2 separate regions of the Homo sapiens genome follow, and region 2 is linked to region 1. The links are chromatin loops, found by intact Hi-C in ENCODE. Cell type or tissue: HepG2. All regions are shown on one strand. Each heading gives the region's core, and the rest is flanking DNA. Links, peaks and the distances in the headings are about the cores only. Region 1 has its middle 78 kb from the start of UGT2B4. Region 2 holds the start of UGT2B4 (UDP glucuronosyltransferase family 2 member B4).

What was found. A loop is a pair of places that touch in the nucleus more often than their neighbours do. Peaks named below come from ENCODE experiments on the same cell type or tissue, not always from the same donor. Only the 100,000 strongest peaks of a DNase experiment are listed, where the experiment ranks them.
Region 2: a loop joins it to region 1, with 24 times the contacts of the local background. A loop is called at or near these places in 1 of 110 quality-filtered maps.

The regions. Positions count from the first base shown.
Region 1 is chr4:69,414,881-69,420,278 of GRCh38, reverse strand. It overlaps the pseudogene UGT2B24P. Among named protein-coding and RNA genes, the nearest start is that of UGT2B4, 78 kb to the left of the region's middle. In HepG2, for the core only: no CTCF peak of the experiment used is centred there; no DNase peak of the experiment used is centred there.
Region 2 is chr4:69,492,514-69,497,911 of GRCh38, reverse strand. It overlaps UGT2B4 (UDP glucuronosyltransferase family 2 member B4), which reads left to right and starts at 2,007. Exons shown (of 6, transcript NM_021139.3): 1 at 2,007-2,771; 2 at 4,071-4,219. The coding sequence starts at 2,051. In HepG2, for the core only: no CTCF peak of the experiment used is centred there; DNase peaks (open chromatin) are centred at 1,971 and 4,221; H3K4me3 peaks cover 1,621 bases.

The DNA of each region.
Region 1 (5,398 bases), core at 94-5,093:
AGAGATCATTACACCCACTAAGAAGGCTGTAACAAAAAGACAGAAAATAAAAGGTTTGGCAACAGTGTGGAGGAATTGGAACCATGTTATACTGCTGACGGTATTGATGAACGGAACAAGTACTTTGGAAAAGAGTTTAGCAGTTCTTCAGAAACATACAGTTCTCACATGAGGCAGCAATTCCACTTATAGCATCAACCCAAAAGAAAGTAAAACATGTTTATGCAAAAACATATATAGCAATATTCCTAGTAGCCACAATTGGAAACAATCAAAAGGCCAATGCACTGACAAATGAACAACTAAATTATGACATATCCATACTATAAAATATTATAGAAGTGAAAAGGAAATGAAGTATTAAAACACACAACCATATGAATTAAAATAAAAACCATAAAACAACACAAAAAGTTAGGCTAAGTGAAATGTCATTTACACAGCACCCAAGACTGTATAATTCCATTTATATGAAATATCTAGAGAGAATAACCTATATAGAAAGAAAACAAATTGGTGTTAGACTAGGACTAAGCAGTCATGAGAATTGATTTTGGTGTCATTGAAGTTTCTTCTGTGTTGATAAAAATGTTCTAAAATTATATAATGATGATAGTTTCATGACTGTGTAAACATAGTAAAAATATTTGGATTTTATGGCATAAATAGGTGGATTTTAAGCTATCGAAATTAAATCTCATTTTCAAGTCTGTTACAATGATGATAAAAATTAATTTTTCAGCAAGAAAATAATTATATTCTGAGTCATTTTAGATATTTAATTAAAACATTTTATTATATTATTTCAAGTTTATTCTTCCTTTCTACTATGGGTTCATTATGTTAAAATTTTAAGAAATGTATTTTTTATATTATTTATCATTTTAAAATTATTTTTGTTTAGAAAATTGTTTCACTAACTGGTTACTCATTAGATGTATGGGGTTCAAATACAATTTTTAAATAACAGATGAAAAAAAGCAGATTTCAGATTGGTTAAATTATTTAAATTCTTTCAAAATTACTCTCATAAAAAGGATGAAACTCATGCTCACTATTGACAAGAGAAGCTGTCTACAAATACCACCTAGTGAAAAACATTGTTCTACTCACAAAGGATCATTAATTACTGTCTTCAGTGCATTCAGCAGGTCTGTACTCGACATTGTGTGGAAGTCCAGTCTAACAGCTGCTCCCTTGGCCTTCATGTGAGCAATGTTATCAGGTTGATCCCAAAACAATGGAATGCCCACCATAGGGATCCCATGATAGATTGCCTCATAGATGCCACTTGCTCCACCATGAGTTATAAAAGCTCTGGTTTTTGGATGACCTAGGATTGGATGAATTTTAGCAAAATTATTCATAGGAATAAAATGAGATGCACAATGAAAGGCTCTGAAAGTGACAGTGTTTTCTAGATAACACATTGAACTAATTTGCTATTACTTTTCAGACTTCAGATGAAAAAGCACGTACTTGTTTAGGAGATGTAACTGAAAGCTATATGGTGTGTGTGACTTCAGACTGCAAAACTTAATACAAGATTTTCAGTTGCACTAATGAAAAGTGCATTCTAGATTTTTTAAATGTGCACAAAAGAGGACAGCAAAGAGATGGGCATGAAATAAAGTTTTATTTTAAGTACAGTCACAGAGTGTGATATGCGGGGTATGCAAGGCAGCAGGCAGTGGGTTGTTGGTGGTGCTAGGATTGAGGAAAGACAGGTTACACTTCATCATGAAATGTGTCATTACTTTAAGATTAAGATTAGGAATTTAGTCCTCCGGAAAATACAGAGTCACTGGTGATAGAAGAGCTATTATATTTAGTGGCATTTGAAATAACCCTGCAGGAGAGGAGAAAACAGGTGTAAAGCTGTAGAAATAGGAGACAGAGAGACAGCCAAGGAAGATATTGAAAAATTCTGTGAGATATAATAACACCTGAAATAAAGATTCTCTCTGATTCTGACCATAAAGAATGTGAGTGTGTATCACAAAATGCCAACAATTATAGTATATTCTTTTCCCCTAGGACTGGAAAATAAATATAAAGAAGTTCCTTTTTGTTTTCCTATAACAAATAATCAATAAGCTTGTTTCAAGATGAACTATTAACACTCTAATGTGCAGTTACTAATATATCCAGTATTTGTTCACCAGAGTGTTACCTAGAAGGTCATTCTGGGGTATCCACTTGTACAGCCGAGTATTGAGACCTAAAGCATCTGGTTTATTCCCATCAAATCTCCACAGAACCTGTTACAGTAAAGAGAATATCTTATTCCATGAGTGGAACTCAAAAATTATAGAATGTTAGAACTGTAAAAAGGGTAGGAATGAGATCAAGGGATGTTAGTAAATAAATCTACTCAAAGACTGATGTAAAAACAATACTCACATTTTATTTTCTTAACTTTTATAATGATTTAGATATATAAGAAACCATGATTTTCCAAAATAGTACCTTAGAAAAATAAGATTATCAATGAAAAGTTCAAGTATTTAAAAAATTGTTACACTTTTTAAAAAAAGACCTACCTGCGGCCAACCATCACATGAAGAAAAAAAATTAACATCACAGATCATTAGAGAAATTCAAATCAAAACCATAATGAGATAGCATCTCACACCAGTCAGAATGGCCATTATTAAAAATTCAAAAAATATCATGATGTTGGTGAGGTTATATAGGAAAGGAATGCTTATACTCTTTTGGTTGGAATGTAAGTTAGTTCAACCATTGTGGAAGACAGTGTGGTGATTCCTCAAAAACCCAGAGGCAAAAATACCATGAAACCCAGCAATCCCATTACTGGGTATATAACCTAAGGACTATAACTTGTTCTTTTATAAAGATCCATGAACATATATGTTAGTTGCAGTACTATTCACAATAGCAAGGACATGCAATCAACCTAAATGACCATCAATTATGGAATGAATAAAGAAAATATGGCATATATACACTACAGAATATTATGCAGCCATAAAAAAGCAAAAATATGTATTTTTGCAGGGATAAGGATGGAGCAGGAGGCCATTAGCCTTAGCAAGCTAACATAGGAATTGAAATCCAAATGTGACATGTCCTCACTTATGAGTGGAAACTAAAAGATGAGAACATGTGGACACATACATGGCAACAACATACACTGAGATGTATTGGAGGGTGGAGGGTGGGAGGAAAGAGAGGATCAGGAAAACTAATAAACAAATATTAGTTTTAATACCTGGGTAATGAAACAATCAGTACAGCAAACCCCCATGACACAAGTTTACGTATGTAAGAAACCTGCACGTGTACTCCTGAACTTAAAATAAACGTTAAAAATAAAAGTTAAATTAATTTAATTTAAAAAATAAAAATATTCTAAAAAAAGTATAAAAACTTATAAGGAGTCATTGTAATTCCAGTGTAAAAAAACAGTAACTATTTAGTAATGACCTATATGTTTGTTTTATGTATTTTATATTAGTCTTCATCTCCAAATTTAATTGTAATGTATTCATTTATTTTTGAATAATATGAGAAGTTGTTTAAATATATCTACTTGTCGGTAGGTTATTACATTAGAGCCTGTTGTCCTTTGATTGACAAAATAGCAAGTCTGTAAAATAAGCTACTTATAATAAATAAATAAATGCTGCCAAGGTGTTATGTATAACTTCATTGGAATTACAAATTATCAAGCACTACTTCCAAGAAAAATTTCAAGTGACAATTTTAGACACAAATTCAGAATATTACCGTATTGTTAATTTTTTTTTTTTTTTTTTTTTTTTTTTTGCCTAGAAATGAGGAACCTGTTGGTATCATGAATACAAATAAAGCTGTTGAATAAACTCAAAATTGTATTTTGCTGAATTTGGTCAACTGATTATTAACACTTAGACAACGAGCTACAAACTTTGACAACAGTGATTAATATGTTCTGCTATAGCCAAGACATTTTTATGTTTAAGTTACTAATTTTGAAACTCCAAAGCAATCCTCACAAACTGAACAATAATTTACAGTGTTTAACTTTTATTTGCTACATCAGTGTTAAAGTAACTCAGGTTTCAGCAAAAAGTTAGAGGTCATTACAAGAAAGCTTTATCAGATAGGAAATTAAAAAGTAATTCACAAATACACAAAGGTCCCTTGTTTATTCTATATAGAAGAAAATATATTCCTACTGTGTTCTATGGAGGGGGCATCTGAACCTGTTCAACTGCCTGGCTTCCTTCTGTTTGACTCCTTCCTATATTTCCTTCCGCTGCCTCCATTGGGAGGGGTTGTTAATCTGGTAGTTAGTGTTGAGTCCTTGTGGGGCCACATTTTATACTGGACAGGATCCACCTTCAGGTCAGGATCCATCTCCATCCTTTCTCTTTCATCTTCCTGCTTCAGGCAGTGTTCTCTATTTGTTGTCACATATTTCACATAAGCATTTGACTTAAAGTACAAACAGAAATAGTACATTCCTTAATTGTAAACATTCACCAAGAGCTTCCAGAGTACGGTAAGTAGTAGAGGTGGCCCAAGAGTAAGTCAAATGTTCTTCACTCATTGGATATTGCTGAGATTAGGAAAATTGTTTTGAAGAAAATTATCATAAGTCTTCCTTGTATTTCTACAAAGATGCAGTTCTGGATATGTATTTTTAGTTGAAAACACCTGAAAGTCATTCTAAAGATTACATTAAGCACCATTTTCACTTACCTGAACTATATTGAGTTAAATTCAGCAGTATGTATGACTGTTAATATTAGAAATTAAAAATAACCATGAGTCTCAATTCCCTTTTGTGGATACATATGGAGTACTGAGTTCCCACTGATACTAATAGGAACCACTCATGCATAACAAGGGCAGTAACTACCCCAGGGCCACATGTAACCACTAAGTCTGAGGCACAACTATTACTTGTGTCAGTGGAAGCTACACAAGCATATTTAAGGCTGCATTTGGCTGTAAAGAGTTCAATCTACTCTTAATATTCTTTCTATGTAGATCACAAACTTTAACAGCCTCTTTCAGTAGTTTTCCACACCAGTAAGGCACTTTATCTTACCTTTTGTGGGATCTTGGCAAGGGCTGTTGCAATTACGTTGGCCCTTTCTGCTGTCATGTTACTGACCATTGACCCCAGAGAAAACACCACAACACCATTTTCTCCAGAGCTCTGTACAAACTCCTCCATTTCCTGTGAAAAAAAAAAATTGTTTCATCACAAAAGAGTATCACCACAGCAGGCACTACTGAAAGAATTGGTACCAAATATTAAAGAGAGAAAATCAAGTATTTTGAGGAATTATTGGAGTTAATAATATTTTTTAACTAAATCACTCAGTTTCTTTGCAAGAAGATGTTTGAGATAGTTGGCCTCTGTTAAGGATATTTGTGTAAA
Region 2 (5,398 bases), core at 87-5,086, 78 kb before region 1:
AAACAATGGCATATGCCACATCCACTAACCCTTCTTTTCACAAAAGATTTCTGTTTAGCATACATTTTTGTTTGATAGCAATTTTCCCATAGTGGTACTTCTTTCAAAACTGGAATCAATCCTCTGAAAGTCTAATGCTGCTTTATTAAGTAAATTTAAGTCATATTCTAAATCTATTGTTGTCATTTCAGCAATGTTCACATAATCTTCACCAGGAGTAGATTCAATCTCAAGAAACAACTTTCTTTTCTCTTCCATAAGAAGTAACTCCTCATGTATTTGTTTTATCACGAGATTGCAGCAGTTTACTTACGTCTTCAAGTTCCACTTCTAATTTGAGTTATCTTTCTATTTCCACCACATCTGCAGTTATTTCCTCCACTGAAGTCTTTGTTATAGGGCCAACAGGTTCATATGCCCACTCTGCAATAATAGACCAATTACAATGAGACATTATGTTTTGCAACAAAGAAAGAGTATAATAATTGGAGGGCACTGAGAAGGAAGATAGTTGGAGGCCCTCAAACTTACCTCCTCAAGGAAATCTGGGCTGGAGTTTTTAAGGGGTTAATGGAGGGTGATGGACTGAAAAATTGGAGTCATAGATTAGTCAGGATAATGAAGATAAAATCAGTAGGAGTTGGAAACTGCATTCTTTGGTGAGTCAGCTCCTTGTGGGGTCCTTGAGAGCAGCTGGCATCAGGGAGGTCCCTCAGACCAGCTGAGTCAGTAGTTTCATCAGTATGCTGGACCTGAAGGAATACCTCAAAGAGAAAACCACATTTCAAAATGTTTAAGTTATTATCTATAGAACAGTTAAGATGAACTTTAATCTTGTAACAATGTCTGCATAATTCTAAGACAATAGCCAAAAAACTATTAGGAAGTGAGTCAGAGAGCAAGCTAATGTAATAATTAATACTGAATGTACTACAGGCTTGGTTTACTTTTTTTTTTTTTTTCCCCTCCCTTTGTCCTTCATTAATTCAACAAAGTCTATAGGAATAGTTTCATCTTGAAACTCTCTAAATCATACATGATGGTTGTAAGAATCAACACGTAAATGCTATATCATAAATGAACCTTTAAAATATTATGCTAAGTAAAATAAGCCAGCCATAAAATATCACATATTGTGTGATTCCATGTATTTAAAAAATGTCCAGAATAGGCAAATCTATAGAGACAGAAATTCAAGTAGCAGTTGCCCAGGATAGGACAAATGCAGAAAGAAGGGGTAGGGAGTAAAAGGCTAAAGCTTATAGGGTTTATTTTTAGGAGATAAGAGTTCTCTAAAATTGACTCTTACGGTAGAAGCACAATTCTGTGAATATACTATGAAACATTAAATTTTACACAATAATTGATAATTTGTATGATATCTGAATTATACGTCAACAAATTTACAAAAGTTTTTGAACCACATTTAGCTATTTTATCTTTAGTTCTGTGTCAAAGAGACTGCAGGAACATGAGCCTCTCACTGCTACTCTTATGCACACTATTCTGAAATATATTACATGAGTCAGGTGATGAGTCCATCCAAGATCATTGATATTAGCTGAATTACAGCACTTAAAAATCTAGGGCTGGGTGCGGTGGCTCACGCCTGTAATCCCAGCACTTTGGGAGGCCAAGGAGGGCAGATCACAAGGTCAGGGGTTCGAGACCATCCTGCCGAATACAGTGAAACCCCATCTCTACTAAAAATACAGAAAAATTAGCTGGGTGCGGTGGCAGGTGCCTGTCTGTAGTCCCAGCTACTCAGGAGGCTGAGGCAGGAGAGTGGTGTGAACCTGGGAGGAGGAGCTTGCAGTGAGCTCTCAAAAAAAAAAAAATCCAAAAAGAACATTAAACGCACTTGTGTAAACAGGTCATCTACCTTTTATTTGTCTCTTTGTCATCCACATGCTCAGACTGTTAATATAATGTATTTACTTTGAAGTGTAAAAGTTACATTTTAACTTCTTGACTGATTTATACTGGATGTCACCATGAGAAATGACAGAAAGGAGCAGCAACTGGAAAACAAGCATTGCATTGCATCAGGATGTCTATGAAATGGACTTCAGCTCTTCTGCTGATACAGCTGAGCTGTTACTTTAGCTCTGGGAGTTGTGGAAAGGTGCTGGTGTGGCCCACAGAATTCAGCCACTGGATGAATATAAAGACAATCCTGGATGAACTTGTCCAGAGAGGTCATGAGGTGACTGTATTGGCATCTTCAGCTTCCATTTCTTTCGATCCCAACAGCCCATCTACTCTTAAATTTGAAGTTTATCCTGTATCTTTAACTAAAACTGAGTTTGAGGATATTATCAAGCAGCTGGTTAAGAGATGGGCAGAACTTCCAAAAGACACATTTTGGTCATATTTTTCACAAGTACAAGAAATCATGTGGACATTTAATGACATACTTAGAAAGTTCTGTAAGGATATAGTTTCAAATAAGAAACTTATGAAGAAACTACAGGAGTCAAGATTTGATGTTGTTCTTGCAGATGCTGTTTTCCCCTTTGGTGAGCTGCTGGCCGAGTTACTTAAAATACCCTTTGTCTACAGCCTCCGCTTCTCTCCTGGCTACGCAATTGAAAAGCATAGTGGAGGACTTCTGTTCCCTCCTTCCTATGTGCCTGTTGTTATGTCAGAACTAAGTGACCAAATGACTTTCATAGAGAGGGTAAAAAATATGATCTATGTGCTTTATTTTGAATTTTGGTTCCAAATATTTGACATGAAGAAGTGGGATCAGTTCTACAGTGAAGTTCTAGGTAAGTAACTTTTTTGATTGGTAACATGAAGATCTAACTTTCTTGTACCTTTGAAGCTGAGTTTGTATAAAGCCATAAAGTCAGGGTAGTGGGGTATTTTTGTAATGAATTTATCAAATGAAATTGTAAGATGATCTACCAAACTCACAAGCACTATAGAAAATGTAAATTATAGGATCAGTTAAAACTCTGTGGCCATCACTCATACAGAAGACTCCAGGAAGTCATAAGCCTGTATATTAGTGCACCTAAGATTTCTTTAAGCAATCACATATCTGTTTTATTATACATTTTTTCATCTTAAAAAAAAGTCAGACTTATTCAGAAACATCTTGCTGAATGCATACTGGTAGATTGAGTAGTTACACATTTTTTAGAACTATCTATATAACATTGCAGAAATTGTTTTTTCTTGTATATTTCAGTCTTATTATTTAGTAATTGCAATATGTACCCATGTTACTAGAACGTTTCCTCCACAGTTGAGAGAAATGATGTCTCCATTTCAGAATCAAAAACCAATGCATGTTATTTGAAGTTTCCAGTGTTTCTATTCCTTCACTAAAGGATTGGAAACCATTTATTTTAAGGCTAATCATCTTGTCAAAGTGTGAACATTAAGTTACAACTGTATAGTTTTTTTTTGAAACTATGTATCTTTCTTTAAAAATATGAGCCAAATTAAGGTTGAATGCAAATTTCTGTTTCAACAAGTTCTCAAAATTTTCTAGCTGTAATTTGCAAACATATTTACCTAAAAACTAATATTATTATGAGGTTAGCATGACTCAAAAGCAGTAGTAGGTACAAGGATTTCAGCCATCATTTCAAAATAATCAACAGTTAACCTGAAGAACCAAAGATAAAAGATTAGATTAATGAATGGGAAATTAGACTATTTGTTAGAAAATTGTTTTTATGGGTATGGTAGAATTAATTGATCACGGAGCTCAAAGAGTGGTTTATACGTATATCTGCTACTATCGAAGGTTTACAAAATAAAGAAATGGAGATTAATTCTCTATGGCTTGTTTGTGATTGTGAATATACTGATGTGACATGAGGGATGCAGTTTTCCCTCATGATTCTCTCACCACTTTGCCTTTCTTGTAAATACACATGGGTAAAATATATAATACATAAAAATTAAATTATGCCTATATACGAATATATGTATTTTTTTTCAAGGCACAAACACTTTGCCTACATTTTTGCCCACATTATTCTAACTTCTTTCAGAAAATTACCTAGTTTAATTATCTTGTGTCATCTATCTTTTCTTTTTTTTTCCCCCATCAGGAAGACCCACTACGTTATCTGAGACAATGGCAAAAGCTGACATATGGCTTATTCGAAACTACTGGGATTTTCAATTTCCTCACCCACTCTTACCAAATGTTGAGTTCGTTGGAGGACTCCACTGCAAACCTGCCAAACCCCTACCGAAGGTAAACTATTACTGTTTGTTTTGTCTGCTTTGAAGTTTCAGTACGAATGGTTCTATATTCATTCAAAGTGTTTGACTTACACTGGAAGAAAGGTGGAAGTGGGAAGAGTAAAGCAGATACCAATTAGAAACTGACGTACATGTTGATACTATCACAAGTTTATGAATTTCATCATTATTACCAATAAAGAGGGATACTAAAGAGACTTTGAAAATAGGGTTGGTAAATTAAAGCTTTGATTATGCAACATATAAGAAGGTACTGGCCATTCATTCAAAGAATATTTATAAAGAGATTAGCACACACCACAGGTACGTGTATGGGACACAGTTTCTATCCCAACACACCTTACATTCTATTTTGAAAGATAGAATATATGCAAGTAATAAAAACTGTGTAAAAACTGTTATCTCCAGAGAAAAACCAATGCTAAGGAAGCATCCAGTGTAGATAATAGAGAGTATCCTGGAGTCACTGATATTAATAATTTAGATGAGAGCTGAACTATATGCAGGAATAGGTAAAAGAATGAAGAAGAGAAAAAAACACAAAAAGAAAAGCAGGTAAAGTGTTCAGGACAGTTCTCAAGACTCAAAGTTTAGTTTGCAAGGAAGATACTGAGTAAGAATCAGATGATGCTGATAGGCAAGATAAGAGCCAGATACTCCTCAGGAGTTGAAATATTTATTAAGCACATTTAGGGACTACTAAAAAGAGTTAAGAAAAGAAAATATGGGATAAGATTATAGTTTTTAAAAAAAGATTCCAAGATGTTCGATGGATTAAATTGTGGAAGGGCCAAACTAGAAAGAGCTGACCATTGAGGAAATTTTGTATGAATTCAGGTAGCAGATGATGGAAAAATGGACTAGAAAGTGGATAGAATTACCTATGCCTACTTTTACAGTAATATGACTAACTTCATATTGTGTTGTGTGGAAAAAAGTTAATACAAATAAACCACTTAAAATGTCTCTGGCATATAGTTAGTGATTCAGAAATATTATTTTGCAATTATGGTTATTTTTGTTATTACTAATACTATGAATTACTTAACATGTGTAAGTCACTTGAGATATTATTCCTCATTTAATAGAAACTAATTATTCAGCATTTCAAGATTATATTCTCTAACAAAGTCCTATGGTCTTCTATATGACAGATACCCTGTAGACTTGT